2 separate regions of the Homo sapiens genome follow, and region 2 is linked to region 1. A link is a loop called in an ENCODE intact Hi-C map of the cell type or tissue named here. Cell type or tissue: GM12878. All regions are shown on one strand. Each heading gives the region's core, and the rest is flanking DNA. Links, peaks and the distances in the headings are about the cores only.

Region 1 (9,119 bases), core at 2,100-7,099:
ATTTGACATTGCTGTCACATTCAAGCTCATGGTCATTCTTCCGGTAATCCGTGTTTCTTATATTCTATAACAGTATCAGTGTACAGCAGATTAGAAATAAAAACTTATGGCCCTTTACCAGAGATGGTTTAGGAAGCACAAGCATGCAGGGTACCATCACCTCTTGCCTTGGCTTCCCCAGGAGGCATCCATCGGGAGTTGCTGCTTCCTCTCTTGCCTTTCCAGGGTGATGCTTCTGTGAATCACATGCCTGCAACTCAAACCCTTTGGTGATTTGCCACAGCATTTGCCCCGACCTACTAATGTCTGCATCACTGGGCTCCTTCCTGCTTCTGTGACTTCACCTAGGTCTTCCTTGTAAACATCCAGGCACCCTGGCTTCATTGTTCTTCCCGGGACACATCACTCCCTTTTTTGCCTTGAGGCCTTTGCATGTGGCATTCTCTCAAAAAAAAAGAGAGGAAGAAGAATTTTGTAGCAAGCCATTTTTAAAAAGTGAAAAAATTCTCACATCCGTGGCCCATTTTATTTGATAAACATAAAAATCTCACACCTTCCCTACTGTCCTTAAAAAATCCCCATATAAATTGCAAATAGTTGCCAATTCAAATTGAAGCAGTAGTAAGGTCAAAAACAAGCATTTACTTTAGTGTTGAGAGATCCTGACCTCCTAAAGCAATGTGGGCAGTGTAAGTAAGTGCTTTTCCGCCAACTCAGGTCATGAGCCTTGAGGCTGACCCCTGAGGCTGCACGGCAGCTTGTGTCCTAGCCCCGTGTGCCCCACCGAGATGCTGGCAGGTGCCACTCCTTTCTAACCACTACAACTTCAAGGCCAAGATGAATTAGTTCATAAAACAGGAAATCAAGTAGCTAATCAATGTGTGCTGAAGTGCTCACGCTCACTACTAAGTCAAGAAATTTAAAACTTGATGCTATTTTCTGCCTATCAAGTTAACGAACTTAAAACAGCAATACTACCCAATGTTACGTGTAGTATATGGTTAGTTTTGTACATTTGAGATTACTAGTGGCAACTTGCAGAAAACAGTATATACAATATGATACGACGGAAATTGTGCATGTGTGTGTGCACGCGTGTGTGTAAAATATCAAAATGCCTCATAGACCTTATGAAAATGTCCCTTTTATGGACAGCAATTCTACTCTGAAAAAATATCCCAAAGAACTAATGCACAAAAAGCCCACTAGAGGATAATTTATAATTGGAAAAATATATGAGCCATTCAGATCAATGACTCTCAAATGAAAGAAGAGGCCTGGCCTCCACTGAGTGAAGAGACAGCCAACTCATCAGTCATAATTACTGATGGACAGTGCCATTACCCACTCACACCCCACTGATAAGTAAAGGACTGAGCCATTGGACAACATGTGGAAAGAGCAAGTAAAGATTTTAACAAATGCCCCTCAATGGAAAATGAAGCTTCTGTAGGAAAAATATATAATAACAAAGAAAAACATATGTAATAATTTTTAAAATACCAGATTTTCATAAACAGATTACAACTACATAAAAATTATGCATTAAAAAAGAATGAAAGAAAAATTAAATGTCCTAAGTGGTTTGCATTCTGTTGGAGGGGTCTTAGATAAGTTTTCTCTCAATTTCTCCATTTTTTTTTTAGTTTTTCAGAACAAATTCGTATTTATCAGTTAAAAAATGTTAATCCTTTCAAAACCAAGCAAAGTCAAAATGTGCCCACCTCAGCATGCTGTAGGAAAATATTTATCAACAGCAGGTCAGTAAGACTCTTCTAACTTCTTTTTACCATGTGACTTGTTACTGTACAGAAGACAGTATGGAGCTAGTTTAGTAGAGAAGCAGAGAAAAATCATCCTGTCCACTAATCCAAAAGTAGGATTAAGTATATCATCTTTTTGCTCTCCCAGAAAGAAAGTGGCTTACATACTGGGACACACTGGGAATGTGAAGGGGCTTAAACACTCCAGCAGCGTGCATAAAATACTGTTATATCAAGGACAAGCATTTCTAATCCAAAATTCCAGAAACATAGTAAAGGCCCTCTGAAATGTAAATACTCATAAATTCCAAACCTGATTACCCAGTAGCTGTAACTGCTGACAGCTTACGAGGTTCACATCAATTTCAAGGGGCCTCAAGCCACCATGGAATGAGCAGGATCCAGTCATCTACAAATCATTCAATTCCCAGGGCAGCCATCACATGGCTGTTAAAAGAACCAGTAGACTGTTAATTCTCTTTCCTGCTTTGTCTCCTCAGTCATTTCATTCGACATTCACTGTGAATACTTCCCTCACTATTAATGCATTTAGCTTCAGAATCTCAACTACACAACCAAATGTGCTCATCAGATTGGGGGTGAGGGGTTCTGGAAAGAAAGGAGGAAAAACAACCCCGGAGTTGATGCAATACTGACGTTTAGATTTCAGTCACACAAGATAAATCAAGAAGCTCAAAGTTCATGCTCCCTTAACAACCTTAAACCTCTACCCTAGGCATATGGATCAGAATGGCAGTTTTATTAGGATCACAATTGTATCAAATACACACTCAAATCATGTACCACATCTACCATTATATGTTCTCCCTTTAAAATGAAAAAAAGGTTATATTCCAAACTGGAGATAAGGCAAAGCTGTAAGTTTGAATAGAATTGAATTTTGATCCGGCACTGTCTCTTGGCACTCAGTATAAATCTTCATACCCCCATCTGACTACTGCCTCAAGGCCACAATCTCTAAACTCATTCCTAATCCAGTTACATGGGAGGACAAGCATGGTCAGACAGCAAAGAAAACTCCAAATACACACTTGTAGGGGCTATAGTGGGAGAGGGGCAAGCAAAACAAGTACGCCAAGTTCTCCCAACAAGGTGTAGAGGAAAGGACACTGGACCAGGAATCAGGACCCAACTTGGGGTCCCCAGTCACCCACCATCTGTGTGATCGTGGGGAAGCTATTTGCTCTTCTTTGTCTGAATTGATTCCTCTATAAAACAAGGAGGTCTCATTCAATGTTTTGGGTGGTTATATAAATGAGTCAAAGGTCTCTGCTGGCATTACTTTCCCTAAGTTTCTCAGTTGAAATTTCCTTTCCTTTATCCCTGTGAGGTCTGCTGGAGGTTTCACATGTGGGCAGGCAAACTGTGGGATCCCACTACTTCAACACAAGGCTTTGATAAAATGCCTGGGACTATGAGGATAAAGTAGTATTTTCCCTCATTCATTCAATCAGCAGACACAAAACTACCATACACGTACATCATATACAATACAATGTGCTAGACATTTTAGGAAATGGGTAGAAAATTGTAATTTTAAAAGGTACAGTTCCTACATGAAGGCATGTAATGTTTATAATCCAACTGGATAACAAATTGAAGAAAACTGCAATGACAAAGATCTAGAACAAATTGCTAATTAATCACAGTATCTTTCCCACTGAGCCTAGGTGTGACCTCAAAATCCTTCTCCACACAAGCACTCCATTCAGCACCCAAAAGACTGTCCTCACCAGGTGAGGTGAGGTGCTTTGTGCAGTCCACAATAGGCACTCTTCTGAGCGCATGCCCAGCTACTTCCAGTGCCCTCCCACTACTGCTCCTACCAAGCTCCTTTGACTTCCACCTTCGCCTCCAAATCACTAGGTATTCCCAAAAAGAAGGGAGCCACTAAGAACCTAGTCACACTGGCTGAACACTCTTGTCAACTCACCTTTGCCAATCTTTTTAAAAGTCCGAATTCTAGGGAAAGAGGAAACACCTATACCCTTGCTTTAATCCATATCAAGCACACATCTATTTTAAATACTAATGGATGACCATTATGTTATCCTTAGACACCTAGTACATTCCTATTAACAAAGGCAATGCATGGTGTCCCTGGGCTTAAATCAATACACAAACGCGCCAACAAGTTTTTTACACACACAAACACAAACACAAACATAAACACAGCTTCTCATGTACTGTGAGAGGCTGCATCCCTAACCAAGTTGGCCATCTGGGAAACGAATGCCTTTGTGGTGGCATTGTGAATTGCCTCCACTCTTCTGGAAAGCAATCTGCCAATACGTTTTAGAAGCCATAAAAATGTTCATACTCTTTGACCCAGTAATGCCATGTCTGAGACTCTATCATAAGAGACTAATTCAAAATATGAAAATAGCTACATGTACAAATGTATACCTTTAACTGTTATTAGTAACTGTAAAAAGTTGGAAGTAACGCACATGTCAACAACAGAGTTAAATAATTAATGATGTGGCATCACAACAGAATATGATACAGCCATTCAAATGGTAACTATGGGGATTATACAGTGATAAGGGGAAACGCACATACAAAACAACTGATACAACTATGAAAAGCCACTGAACAATTGTTTAAAAACTGATTACCATGTTTTAGGGTGGTAAATGTGGGTGCTTTCCCTTCTTTATTTCTAAGCTTTTTGTAATACTGCTATGATGCCTCTATAATTAAAAGATAATCTTTTATTTAAAAATGATATGCATGCTTTGATCTCAAGGATACAGAGCCACACCAGACCATGCAGCCTGCTATGTTACTCAGGGAGGAAGAGGGACCATTAGCATTCTACGGACGCACAGGCATCATGGGCTGAGCCACACAGAGCAGTCCACGGAGAGCCACCTGGAGGTGTTGCGTACTTGGTCAATGATTGCCAAAAAATGAGCAGTGTCCATCTGCTAACCCCAGTCAATTCCCCTCATTACGAGCATCCCGAGGCAGAGAATTCCCCGGGCGCACTTCACATACTGTCAGCTTAGTTATCCATTTAAAAAATTTATTTGAGGTCACATGGGGCTGTACAATCATTTGGTTAAAGTCACAAGCCCAGATTTTCACATTGGGAGCAATGAGAAATGTCTGTGGCAAGAAATGCAATAATCACAAAGATGGAGGAAGGCAAGCAGAAGCAACTTTTCACTTTCAGAGAAGCAGGGGGCTTGGGGAGCAGCCAGCGTGGCCGCAAACACATTTGTCTAAGAAACAGAGTCGTGGGGAGGGCAGGCTCAGAGGGAGGGCAGGAGCGGCTCTCCCGAGCTGACACAAGGATGAAGACACAGGAGGTAAAGGTGTGCGCTCAGCCCTAACAAGCCTCAACCAGCAGATGGCAACCGACTTCACCTTGGGGCCATTTAGCCCCACGTGCAGCTTCAGCCCTGTGCCAGTCCAGGCACCAGTCCCACTCAGGAAAATCTCAGAGATCTCCAGTCCAGCTTCAACCAGTCAGTCCCAGGTGCTGCTCTTGCATTCTTGCCCTTCATCTCTATGTCCAGGCACCTCTTTATACCCTAGTGTCAATGCTCAAGTTCTTTTCTCTCCTCTATACCTTCACTTCCCCACTGAGTCCCTGCCAGGGAAGCAGCAGGGCAAAGAAGCTTCACATACAGGTTGTGAAATCAGACGGCACTGACTTAAAATTCAAGTTAAGCTACTCTTCTCCCTGTATGATCTTGGGAGAATTACTCTCTTGAACTTCGGTTTCCTTCTCTAAAAGATTTGTACCTGCACCACAGGATCATTATAAGGGTCAAATGAAACAACAAATGTAAACCCCAGTATCTGACACTTATGAATGCTTAATAAAAGTTTGCTATATTTACTCTCGTTCCTCAGCAGCTGGCACCCTGTGTGTCTTCTTCCTCCACTAACCCTGTCCATCGAACATGAACCACACAGTCCCGCTCTCTGTTGCTCAGCCCTCCTTATGCTGATCTCAGTCCTGAACTCAGCGTGCCTTCTGGAACCACTCCACTGCCCAAACCAAAACACTCTCATTTCTGCACCGTGAGCCGACTCTCCCTGCCAACAGTTATAGCCCCCCACACAGTCAGGAAGTGCACAGTAATTTCATACCTTGGTACCGAAGCCACACTGCCTGGTTCACAGCCCTGCTCTTTCACTCATTAGTTCATGTGACTTTGCTCAAGCTACTTAACTTCTCTGTGCCTCATCTCCCCATCTGTAAAAGATAGTAATAGTGTCCACCTCCTAAGATTGAGGAGAGGATTCAGTGTGCAAGTAAAGCTCTGAGAACTGTGCTAGCACATAATAACCAGGCACATTTTTTTTTAACTTCAACTCCCCAAGGCCAGAGGTACTTGATTAGCCTATGTCATCCCATGTCATCCGATAACCCAAGCAGCTTTGCGACTCTCTGACACAAGGGAGATGTAATCTCTCTGGACAGCAAAGCCTTGCTATCTACCACGTGGTGCACAGACCGACATGGGCACTGCCTGGAAGCCTGTTAGAATCTCAGTCCCCACCAAGCCCTACTGAAATAAAATCTGAATCTTAACATGTTTTGCAGACAGAAGTCACCTAGAGGTCTTGTTAAACAACACAACAACACAGGTTTGGATGGCGCCTGAGATTCTGCTGTTCCTAGGACCAAACTTAGGGGAGCAGAGCTCTAGAGGAAAGTTCTGAAGTAGAAGTGTTCCAATATGTGGGAAGACTGTCACCTGGAGTCTGTAAGTGACAAAGAGGGTAGGTGGGCATGACTGGTAACTGGAAAAGTGCATGGCTAAGAAGATAAATGACCAACAACATAAGGAGCTCCTTGTAAGTTCTTAAGAGGGTAGGGACCAAGTCTTCTTAATCTGTTTTATTGAGTGAATTCCCAACATGAAGGATGGTTCACCAAAATCATCTGACATAACCCTTACTTGTGTGGGGTCCACCAATTTAGCCCCATTTTCTTTGTGTGTGTGTGTGTGTGTGTGTGTGTGTGTGTGTGTGTGTGTGTATGTGTGTGTGAGATAGCATCTTACTCTGTCACCCAGCAGGCTGGACTCATTTTCAATAAAACTAGAATGTTAGTTTAAAAAAAAATTGTTTGATATTAGTTGCCACTCCGCAACCCACCCTAATATATTAAACTGCACACTTTCTGCATGGAGACAATGCAAACTGCTCTTGATAGAAGGGAATGATTTCACAATTGCTTCCCTTAGAAATGATTTTGGCTTTGATCCAGGAGATGGGGTAGGTGGGTTGGAGATAAGAATGGGGCTGGCAGAACACCTTCTGCAAAACAGTGGGCTAGGCTTTGAAAGAGAACTTGCCGTTACTTTGCTGCCATCTTCTTTGTTCTTTTAGAGACAGGGTCTCATTCTATCACCCAGGCTACAGTACAGTGGCACGATCACAGCTCACTGCAGCCTCAAACTCCTAGGCTCAAAGGATCCTCCTGCCTCAGGCTCCCAAGCAGCTGGGACTACAGGTGCATGCCACTATGCCCAAACTTTGCTACCATCTTATTTCAAACTCCCAGGATGTTGCAAACTAAGTTAAGGCATCAGAAAAGTAAGTGCCTCATTTCTATAACCCTTGACCTTTTTCTTAGTGACATAGGTAACTAACCAGACCCTGGAGGTCAACAACCAGAGAATAATAATTATAGAGAAGAAAAATAAAAGACTACAGACTAGAAAAAAATCATACCAATTGATCCAAGAGCCCCCCAAACACTCCCTCCCACCCCCAGTAAGCACAGCCTTCATTTTCTAGGACTTCAGAAATAACCAGATGTGGCTGGGCATGGTGACTCACGCCTGTAATCCCAACACTTTGGGAAGCCAAGGCAGGCAGATTGAGACCAGCCTGGGCAACATGGCAAGACCCCATCTCTACAAAACACAGCAAGACCCCATGTTTACAACATGGCAAGACCCCATCTCTACAAAAAAAAATTTTTTAAATAAAAAAAATTAGCCAGGTATAAGTAGCACATGACTATAGTCCCAGCAACTTGGGAGGCTGAGGCAGAAGGGTAGCTTGAGCCTGGGAGATGAAGGCTGCACTAAGCTATGATGGCATCACTGCACTCCAGCCTAGGCAACAGAGCAAGACCCTGTCTCAAAAAAAAAGAAAGAAAGAAAGAAAAAGGAAATGACCAGATGCCCATGACTGTTATCTAAGCAATCTGTCTCTCTCATCCAACAGTGTCCCCTGCCCCACCCACCATCTCCACACAGACACCTGTCACCTCAGTAATTAACTAAGGGGAAAAATCTGCATAAAAGTGAGAAGAGAGCTACATTCCCAGTCCCCACAACCGTCATGAAATTATCTAAATGTGAATGCCATATCAAACCCAAATGTGCTTCTCTTTGAAAAAAAACAAAATAAGGATCACCATCAGATGTCCCTTCCAAGTCAAAGGTCAGGAAGAATTTCCACTATGTCACTCTGAATCAGCAGCTGTGTATGACTATAAACAGACATAACATTTGGACATGCTTATGTTATATATACTTACATGTACACACAGAGACACATATGTCTCTGTTCTACCTATATCAAAAAAGGTTTTGGAGCAGGTAAGAAGTTCTTGTCCTCAACCACCAGAGTAATCCAATCATTTTCTGCCCTCAGTGAGGGCTCTAAGAGATACACAGCAGGAAATCTACCAGGGATCCTACATCCTTTCTCTAACTACTCACAGAGTCCTCATAGATAAATAAAATCATAGGTAAATAAAAAACAAAAAATGAAAACATTTTTAAATTTGACATCTAAACTTTCTGCTCCAACTACTGACAGAGCTCTCATATATAAATAAAAAAGGCAAATATTTAAAATTTTATATCTAATCTTTTTTTAATAGATAAAGGAATTTATTATGGAAATTGGCTTATGTGACTATCGAGACTGAGAAGTCCTATAATCTGTAAACTGGAAAACTAGCAAAAAGGATGAGTTCATGTCCTTTAGCTGGAAACCATCATTCTCAGCAAACTATCACAAGGACAGAAAACCAAACACCGCATGTTCTCACTCATAGGTGGGAAATGAACAATGAGATCACTTGGATACAGGGTGGGGAACATCACACAACAGGGCTTCTTGGAGGGTGGGGGGCTGGGGGAGGGATAGCATTAGGAGACATACACAATGTAAATGACGAGTTGATGAGTGCAGCAAACCAACATGGCACATCTAAACTCATCTTTTAAACAAAAGCAAGGCCAAGAGAATACTTGTTTCCCCTGAACCCCAAGTGTCATCTCCAAACTTTGATGAACTTTCAACCGAATAAGCTTAAAGCCACAGTCCAAGACAGCCATTGCTGTTATAGAA
Region 2 (9,119 bases), core at 1,634-6,633, 76 kb before region 1:
TCATGATGCCAGTGGGCAAAATATAACAGGACAAAGGCCCCATCTAAATTCCATCACCTGTTCTATAGGAAGGTGACAGAAGACACATTACTAATCAGTCAACCACGGGAAAGAACAGAAAAGACAGCAAAGGCTTTAAAAAAAAAAAAAAGTAGATCAGAACTAAAAAGGACAACCCACAAGATACATAATTGACATTGACAATGCTCAGATGGATCAACACTTAACACAAAAGGAGGAGACAACTATTTGTAAGATACACAGAAGGGGATGGGCAGGGCAGCGACCATTAGCTGAACACCTCCTAATGTCAGGAGCGTGGCAGGCTCATTCACCACCACTCAAGAGTTGTCCTCATTTTAGTTATGGACGCTGAAGTTCAGAGTGTTAACGTTAAAGAACTTATCTAAGGTCACCAGAGGCTGAGTTGCACAGCCAGGATTTGCCTCTCGTTTCGCTAGCTCAAAAGCTGGTGTTATTCTGGAGAATAACAAGCACTGCTATAAAAACAAACATTTTCAAGATATAATGTCCAGGCCATGGAGGGGCTCCAAAGGCCAGCGGCCAAAAGTTCCAGTCCTTTATTCAGTCCTAAAGGGTAAAAAAGGCATAATTCCTTATTCTTATACTTTTATGTACAAATAGAGGCTATTTATTGGTCATTGACTAAGTGGTACACTAGGAGTTATTAATAAAAATGTGGCATCGATAGAACATATAAATTAGAACTGACTGAGGACTCTCAGTGTTTCACCATGAAGATCCCCAAGAATGGTATGATGGTTAATTTTATGTGCCAACTTGACGGGGTCACAGGGTGCCCAGATATTTCATTAAACATCATTACTGGATGTGTCTGTGAGGGTGTTTCTGGACTAGATTAATACTTGAACAGGCAAAGCGAGTAAAGCATGTGGCCATCCCCAGTGTGGTGGGCCTCAGCCAATCCATCAAGCACCTGAATAGAATAAAATGCTGAGGAAGAAAGAATTCTCTCTACTTCACTGTCCCTGTACTGGGACATCAGTCTTCTCCTGTCTTCAGACTTGGACTCCATTGGCTCTTCTGCTTCTCCAACCTTCAGATTGTGACAAACTATAATGTTTGTCCTCCTGAGCCATCTTTTTATTATATATCTGTGCTATATCCTATTGGTTCGGTTGCTCTGGAGAACCCTGACTAATATAAACAGACAATAACAAAGAAGCTTCTACTCCCTGCAGCACTCTTCAAAAGGTGGAATCTCCACGATTCCAAGAAGTAAACTATCAGTGGATCTTCAGTGGTAGCCTGAGTTGGTTGTAGACTTCACATACTATTAGGCCTTTTAATAATAAATCACTGTTACTCTAGCTACATCATTATGGATGACTTTACTGTGTGTAAATTGACATGATAGAATCAATATCTAACAACTAGATTTTAAGATTATATTTGAGACACTAAAGTTTAAATAAAAATCATTTGTACTACTATTACCAAAGGAGAGGGATACATATTCTACATAGTCCTACCACCAAATTCCCAAATGACACCTCATTGCTATCACTGAGTTCCTTTTGCATTAAAGAGATGAAAGAGTTGGGATAACTGAACTGAAGGGTCTTTTACCTTATCTGGAAATCCACAGCATAAAAATATTAAGAAGCATCACCCTGGAGAAGGTTAACCCAAGTTCCCTTGAAACTCATTCTCTCACTCAAAATCTTTATGGTGAGAAATCGTTCCTTGTCATTTGTCAAACGTAAATCTTTCTCTGCTTGATTTAAGCATAGCTCATAAACCTTAAAGAATACACACACGCTATCTAAAGTCCAACACATAACAAGATTCCAAGGGCCAGTGTTTACCAGATGGATGGCAAGATCTGCTCCCCGCAGGACCCATGCTGCCCACTGTCCCAGAGTCTGCTCTTTGGCTATCTGTCCGCCTCACCAGCTTTCTAAACAGAAACCAGCTCTTTGTATTTCCTGGTCCAGAAATGACCACAACTTAGGAATGCTCCCAGCCCTCGGAGAGAGACTTTCCACTTTTCCCTTGGTTTCCCCCAACACATCCAACCCAGCCTCCTGTTCCTACACTGCCTCTGACTCTGAACTCCTGACTTGGTTCTCAATCTCCAATCATTCTAATAACTGACATCTGGTCATACCCAAGTTAGGCAGCATTCTCTGCCTTCCTATAGCTAACTTAACCCTAACTTCCGTTGCTACTTACATAATCGACCACCAAACATAACCCCAGCATGGCAATGTGACCCAAAAGAAGTGTCACAGAAAAGTGGCAGATGTGGAAAGAGAGAGGATTGCTGAAAGAATCCAGAACAGATTTTCCAATTTACTACAGACTGAGATTGGGAATTACCTATTAAAAGCAAAAACTATCTCCTTGACCCTGACTTCAAATTTCATAATCTAATCCAGTAGCCCATAAAACCCTTTAACTAATAAGCCTATAAAACCCTTTAAACTATATAAAAAATTCTGCATCTGTGTGTGTGTGTGTATGTGTGTGTGTGTGTGTGTGTGTGTGTGTGTGTGTTTCTGGGGAGTATGCAAATTTCTCATCAGACTCTCAAATAGGAAAAGAAAAGAAAATTAGAAATCATTGCTATAGGCCGGGCGCGGTGGCTCACGCCTGTAATCCCAGCACTTAGGGAGGCCGAGGCGGGCGGATAACGAGGTCAGGAGATTGAGACCATCCTGGCTAACAGGATTTTTAGTCTCTACTAAAAATACAAAAAATTAGCCGGGTGTGGTGGCGGGAACCTATAGGTCCAGCTACTCAGGAGGCTGAGGCAGGAGAATGGCGTGAACCCAGGAGGTGGAGCTTGCAGTGAGCCAAGATCGCGCCACTGCACTCCAGCCTGGGCGACAGAGCGAGACTCTGTCTCATAATAAATAAATAAATAAATAAATAAATAAATAAATAAATAAATAATTGCTATAATGAACTACTATTGATCTTATATAAGATTATATAAAGTTTCTATAAAAACTAAAATATACAGCTAAAGACTAACATTGTATTTAGATGATGTATCTAGTTTAAGAAAACTATCTTACCTTTCAAATTCATTTAAACTAACAAAAGTTTACAATTTTGCAGAGACCTATCCCAGGATGAGTCAGGGAGATGACACAGAAAGCAGATTTTAGGACGAAGCCTCGGAGCGAAGACAATGAAAGTACCCAGTACAGGGTGCATTCTTGGTCAAATAGCAAGAGTGTAGTCTTTTACATTTGTGAGTAGACTGGGGTATCTGGACATATAATTCAACACTATGCGAGTGGCACCGGCTGCTAGCCATTTTTGAGGCTGGCTGGTAAAGAAAACTCCCTTTCACCTACAGCCCACCTGCACCTACCAAGCTCGAAATGTGAAATTAGACCACTCCATCCCTACAAGTAGCATTCGATGATACACACCAGGCAGAGAAATGCAGTTCCTAGCAAGGCGTGAAGTTTACTGTTAAAGAGCATAATTTCTCTGTGAAAATATTTTTGCTATTTTCACACATCACTTCAGCTAGTAGAAAAAAACACCGTCTCTAACTGTAATTATTTGGATTTGGTAAACCTAATGAGGCCCTCTTAGCCTTCAACAACAAATGTAGAATGTAAATGGCAATAATTTTCCTGAGATCTTAGAGAAATGAGATGTAAAGAATATTAATCTGTTTTTCTTTGGATGCTATTATTGGTTCAGGAGCACAAGCTTTTACCCTTGAGAACATCCTCTATTCTCTGTGTATTCCATCTACTAAGATCGAATAACTAGAGAGCTTTCCCATTACCTAATTGTTTTCAGAAATATTAAATTTGAATTAAGAACAAATATTTTGCCTCCATAAATATGACTTTCCCTAGCAACTCATGTAATTGCATAAATGATAGCCTATCTCCCTAAAGGCTTCTAGACATTCAGGAAAGGGAGCAAGCTGACTCTGTCACTTATCACCTACACAAAACAATCAATCCTTCATTGCCTGCTCTGTGAAAACTGAGTTGAGTCCTTGAAATATTTTCCTTTGCCAGCTGGCAAAATGCTAAACTTTGTCAGTAGAGGTCGCTGGAGGGACATGGCAAAGGAAGGTATTCTTACTGGGCACCCTGCACTTCTTTTGCCCAGATCTGCAGTGCAGGTGGCAACACAGCTCCTCCAATGGCCAGCTGCTCTCCTCGGTACCCCATTTGATCATTTTCATAGCATAGTGCTTCCCACAAGACAAGTCTCCCAAATTAACTTTCCCCACACCCAAGAAAGCAGATTTCGGTACATTCCAGAGCGTGGATATCAAGCAATTTCACCAGCATGGCACCACTACTAGCACTTCTGAGCCACTCAGTGAACCACAGCTGCGGGAAGGAGGAAGGGGCTCTTCTCTGGGTCCCCGTCTTAGTCCTAAGGGTAGCAGCTCCTCCTTATAGATAATACTTCTGGACTCTTTCATTACCTCTTACTGGCCAATCCCTGATTACCCAAGTTCTGTGTTGGAGTTTGTAATTCTTTACATTATGCTTTCCTTGATCAAGTTACTGTGCGGTTTCCATATCAGAATTGGACCCTAACAGACACATGTGCTCTTATAGCTGAGAATACCCAACTAGACAAGCAGATAGGTGAGCTGCCATGCAGTTAACAGTGCTAGCTGTCATTTTTTTCAGTGAAAGTTGACAGCCCAGAAAGAGGGAGACATTGCTGTTCTGTGCAGAATCCTGGGTTAGAAAGATCAGGCACAAAAAGAGATAGAGTGGCACCCTTAAGGAGTTGACTAACCAGCTGGAGACACCAGGCACACACAAACTAACATTTCAAGGCAGTGAGTTGCTGAAAGCCCAGTAAGGGTCATGGGCAAAACTGCTACAAGGCAGTGATGAGTCTCAGACTAAGAGCCTAATAGTTTCCATCTTGTCGTAGCCAAAGACTAATTATCTGCAAAAGCCCTGTGCCACAGAAAAAGGGGTCTCTCTCCAAACGGTCCTCCAAATCATGCTTTGCCCTCCAATAATGGGGTATTTCCCAAATCCATGGACTCCTCACTATGACCAGTTGCCTCTCACTTAACTGTCAAGACAGAGGACTACGTAAACATGTGAACAGAGAAAAATAATTTTAAAAAGGAAAAGCTGTTTGAATTTAAGTGTGTCTTTGACAGGGACAATGCTTCCTAAAATATTTTAAAGAAGAGATTAGGGAAACATGGGGACTATAATCTGTCAAAGCCGAATAAAAATGCCTTCAACAAAGCCCCTCCACATGAGGCTATTAAGGAAACCCAATAACCACACGGTGGAGAATAAAACCCTGTCACTCACTGAAAGACAGAAAAGTGATTCAGAGCAGAAAGCAGGAATAAAGAGACAACCATGGGCTCACTACAAGAGTAACAGCGGGGAAGCTTGGAAAGAGAAGCCCAAGAACAGGAGGGTTCCAGTGAACCATCTGGAAAGTGGGAGAGAATATCAAAGGCAGCAAAAGTGAGATTTTCTAATGATAAATGACAGCGGTTTTTTCTGACAAGGATGAACCACAAAGGATGCCAAAGGGGTGTTCAAAAAGAAGCGCCTCACTCCAGCGGGAAGGAATCGTGAGGGCAGGAGCAGCCTCCGTGGAAGGAGCCCCTCACCCACAGTGGTTGAGGACAGTGGTTTGAGGACAGTGGTTCTCAAACGTGTAAGTCTCAACATCCTTCTACGCTCCTAAAATCCCTCCATGAGGAAATGGCGAATGAGCATGATTATGTTTAAAGGGGTGGGTGGTATATGAACTGAACACACACCTCTTGATGAAGGGCCATTCCAGTAATGGGTTGTGGTCAAAATTATACAAAAAGCTTACTTCTCTGTACACCTTCACTCATCCTCTTTTCCGAAAAGATTTCCCTTTATTTCTGTGTGAATATTTGTAAATTATATATTAATTATGTAATATTTATAACTTCTCCACAATTATGCCTTCATTTGTTAAGGTGTAAGGTTATATATTTCATAGATTGGTAAAAATTTCAAAACATTATAGGGACTAAGATAAGGTAGGCAATGCTTTATTTTGCCAAGTACAGGCATATGCTTAAAATACTATCACCATCACTTCATAAGAGAAATTGCATTTTAACACTCAGGAAAGTGGCAAGGAAATCATCCTAGAACAGAGGAGAGCTCTTTAAAATAAATAAATATACCTTTATAAAAATTGGTATATTGCTCTTATATTTTTTATTTTCCTGTAAAATCAACAAAAACTCGGTCATGGACCAAGACTGGTTAATACACTCAAGTTTGAGAACTACTAGCAAGAAGGACAAGAAACAGATATGCACATTCTTGTATAAAATTTAAGAAAACAAGAGGCATTTAGAATTTTAAATAATAATAATAATAATGGAGACAGAATCTGGAAGAAAAGAAGGCTCATTATGAATCGTCTTAAATTCAGGAGGAAGTATTGCCTGCACATGTGTGTACACGACAGAAAAATCCTGGAAGAAACAGACCCAGAGGATGTTATCAAAGGGGAATGAAGACAAAATAAGGAGGCAAACAGTCTGCAGCCAAGACTGGAGAACAACCTGCGGAATGCCTGTCTCTCACGCAACTCCTCTGTCCATCCTCAGGGCCCACACACAAGTGTGCATCTGGTGAAACACGACAAGGTGCCACCAGGGAGAGTGGGAAAACAGAACTTGTCTGAGCACTGGTCCACACATGCATGTTTCAACTGACATTTTTAATCAGATTAAATAGACACAGGATTTGTAAGAGTTTCCTCTGGTGGGCCTGCCAAATACTTGAAATTCACCATTCTTTGCAAACTAAATGTCTCAAATGTTTTCTAAAAATTTCGTTTGGAAGCTATAGAACAGTGGTTCTCAAACATGTAAGTCTCAAAATCCTTCTATGCTCCTAAAAAGTATAAAATATTGCATTGTTTGCAAAGAATGATATGATGCCTGATCTCATTCACCCTCCTTCCACATCATAAATAATCACGACCTTGATTTTTGTGTTTATTATTTCCATATATTTTTTCACATCTACTTTTATGTTTATCTAGCTGGATTAAAGAAAAATTGTGTTTGTGTGCATAAAAAGAGAAATAGACAAAGACAGATGAGAAAGAATATAAGCAAGTCCATAAGAACACACATTGTCGGGCATGTTTTTGTTATTGGGTGCATTCTGAATATCCATTTAAAAAGATATGATAGTTTAGTACCACTCGCGGTGTACTTGTTTCCCTCAAGATTGCATTAAAACCCATCCATGTTGATACAAGTACCTCTAGATCGTTTATGTTAATTGCTATAAAGTATTCAATATAAAAACAGAGCCCATTTTATCTATCCTTGCTCCTCTTGATGGGTTTTTGAGACTTTTTAACACTTAAAGAAAAAAATGCCAAATCACATAGCATACAATTTTTGTTTTCATTGGAAACTACCAAATTACCCTCCAAAGTGGCAGTAACTATATACACTCCCAATAGAAGGCTATAAGATGGACAGTTCCTCTAGGCCTTTGGTATTGTGAGGATTATCAAATTTTGCTAATCTGCTGAGTTTGGAATCATATTTGGTTGTTTTAATTTGCATTTTCTTGTTTATTGATAAAGCTGGTCCTTGTTTATCAGCCAGTCATGTGCCTTCTTCTTACACAATAAATCATACACATAAAAGTATATGAGTATGACATGTTTAAAGAATAGTAAAAGCACACACGTGTGCTCACCACCTATATGCATTTTCAGAAAGGAGAACAGTGTCGAAAGATTGACAGAAGATTGGTAGTGATCATGTAAAAGAAAGTCTCAGGATGAAAAAAAGAATCCAGTAGGAATATGTCTGACAACACAGCAAATATCTCCACCCAGCACGTAGAAATGTCTCATAACTTTGATTATGGAGACTTTTATTAGGCAGATGTTTTAACACAATGTAGCCAACTTTAGCACTTTTTTCCCTTATGGATTTTTCTTGTTCAAGAATTCTCATGTTTATGATATTATATTCTATCAGAGTAAAAATGACAATCTCCTATATTTTCTTCCAAAAGTTTTAAAGATTTCTTTTTCACAAATGACTTATTAATCCATCCATTTGATGGATTTAGAGTGAGGTAGAGATCCACTGTTTTCCTATAGAGATAACTGTCTCAGAACAATTAATGTAGAATCCATCACCTCCCACTTATGTGATATGAAATATCACTTATATTTCATAAGTTCTCAAATATGAAGTAGAGCTGTTGCAATGTTCTCTACCCAATTAACCTTGTGCCATTACTAAACTATCTTTACAACTACACAAGTATAAGTCTTAATACCTGGGGCTCTTTCTATAAATTTTAAGATTAGTCCCTCAATTTTTCCAAAATATCCAGTGAAAATTTTGGTTGGATTTGCGCTGGATTTGTAGATTAATTTTGGATGAATTGTCATCTTCATGATATTGTTTTCCTATCTATGAATCTACAAATATGGTAAATCTCTCCTTATGTTCTTCTATGTCTTTTAATAATATTTAATAATTTTATCCATAAATATCTCAAATATCTGATGCAAGATTTATACCTAGGTACTGAAATATTTTAGTTGATACTACAAATAAAATGTGTTATTATATTTGGTAATTGGTTCTTACTTATGGATAAAAACATTAATTTTTCTATATTGTCCCTGAATCCAACAACTTTGTTGAATTGTCTTGTAAGTTCTAATAGTTGATCTGTATATTCTTTTTCTAGGTAAAGCATCAAATCCTCTACAAATAAAGCAGTTTTATCTATGTTTTCCAATGCTTATGCCTTCTATTTCTCTTTCTGGCTTACTGCATAAGCTAGAATTTACCACATAATGATGAACAGTGATAGGAAGGAATCCTGAATTGTGGCTAATTTGGATAGAAATATTTAGAATGATGCACCATTAATTATGTTTGCTGTAAGAGCTTCATGGATTTCATTTGTAAAGTCAAGGAAGTTTCCCTCTATTTCTAATTTGCTAAAAGTTTTTATCATGAGTCATTAATGTCATCAAATGCTTTTTTAATGTCATGAGACATTAAATGCAATCATTTTTCTATATCTATTGAGATGATCACATGCTTTTTCTCCTTATAT

Evidence for each region. Peaks named below come from ENCODE experiments on the same cell type or tissue, not always from the same donor. Only the 100,000 strongest peaks of a DNase experiment are listed, where the experiment ranks them.
Region 2: a loop joins it to region 1, with 6 times the contacts of the local background. A loop is called at or near these places in 5 of 110 quality-filtered maps.

What each region holds. Positions count from the first base shown.
Region 1 is chr6:5,299,467-5,308,585 of GRCh38, reverse strand. All of the region lies in intron 1 of FARS2 (phenylalanyl-tRNA synthetase 2, mitochondrial), which reads right to left. Among named protein-coding and RNA genes, the nearest start is that of FARS2, 43 kb to the right of the region's middle. RefSeq lists enhancers at 6,056-6,350, 6,300-6,359. In GM12878, for the core only: a CTCF peak has its summit at 5,136 (motif pointing right); DNase peaks (open chromatin) are centred at 5,315 and 5,855; H3K4me3 peaks cover 1,822 bases; H3K27ac peaks cover 1,591 bases.
Region 2 is chr6:5,374,793-5,383,911 of GRCh38, reverse strand. The region is part of intron 2 of FARS2 (phenylalanyl-tRNA synthetase 2, mitochondrial); the gene reads right to left. Among named protein-coding and RNA genes, the nearest start is that of FARS2-AS1, 79 kb to the left of the region's middle. RefSeq lists an enhancer at 4,232-4,331. In GM12878, for the core only: a CTCF peak has its summit at 4,063 (motif pointing right); a DNase peak (open chromatin) is centred at 4,061.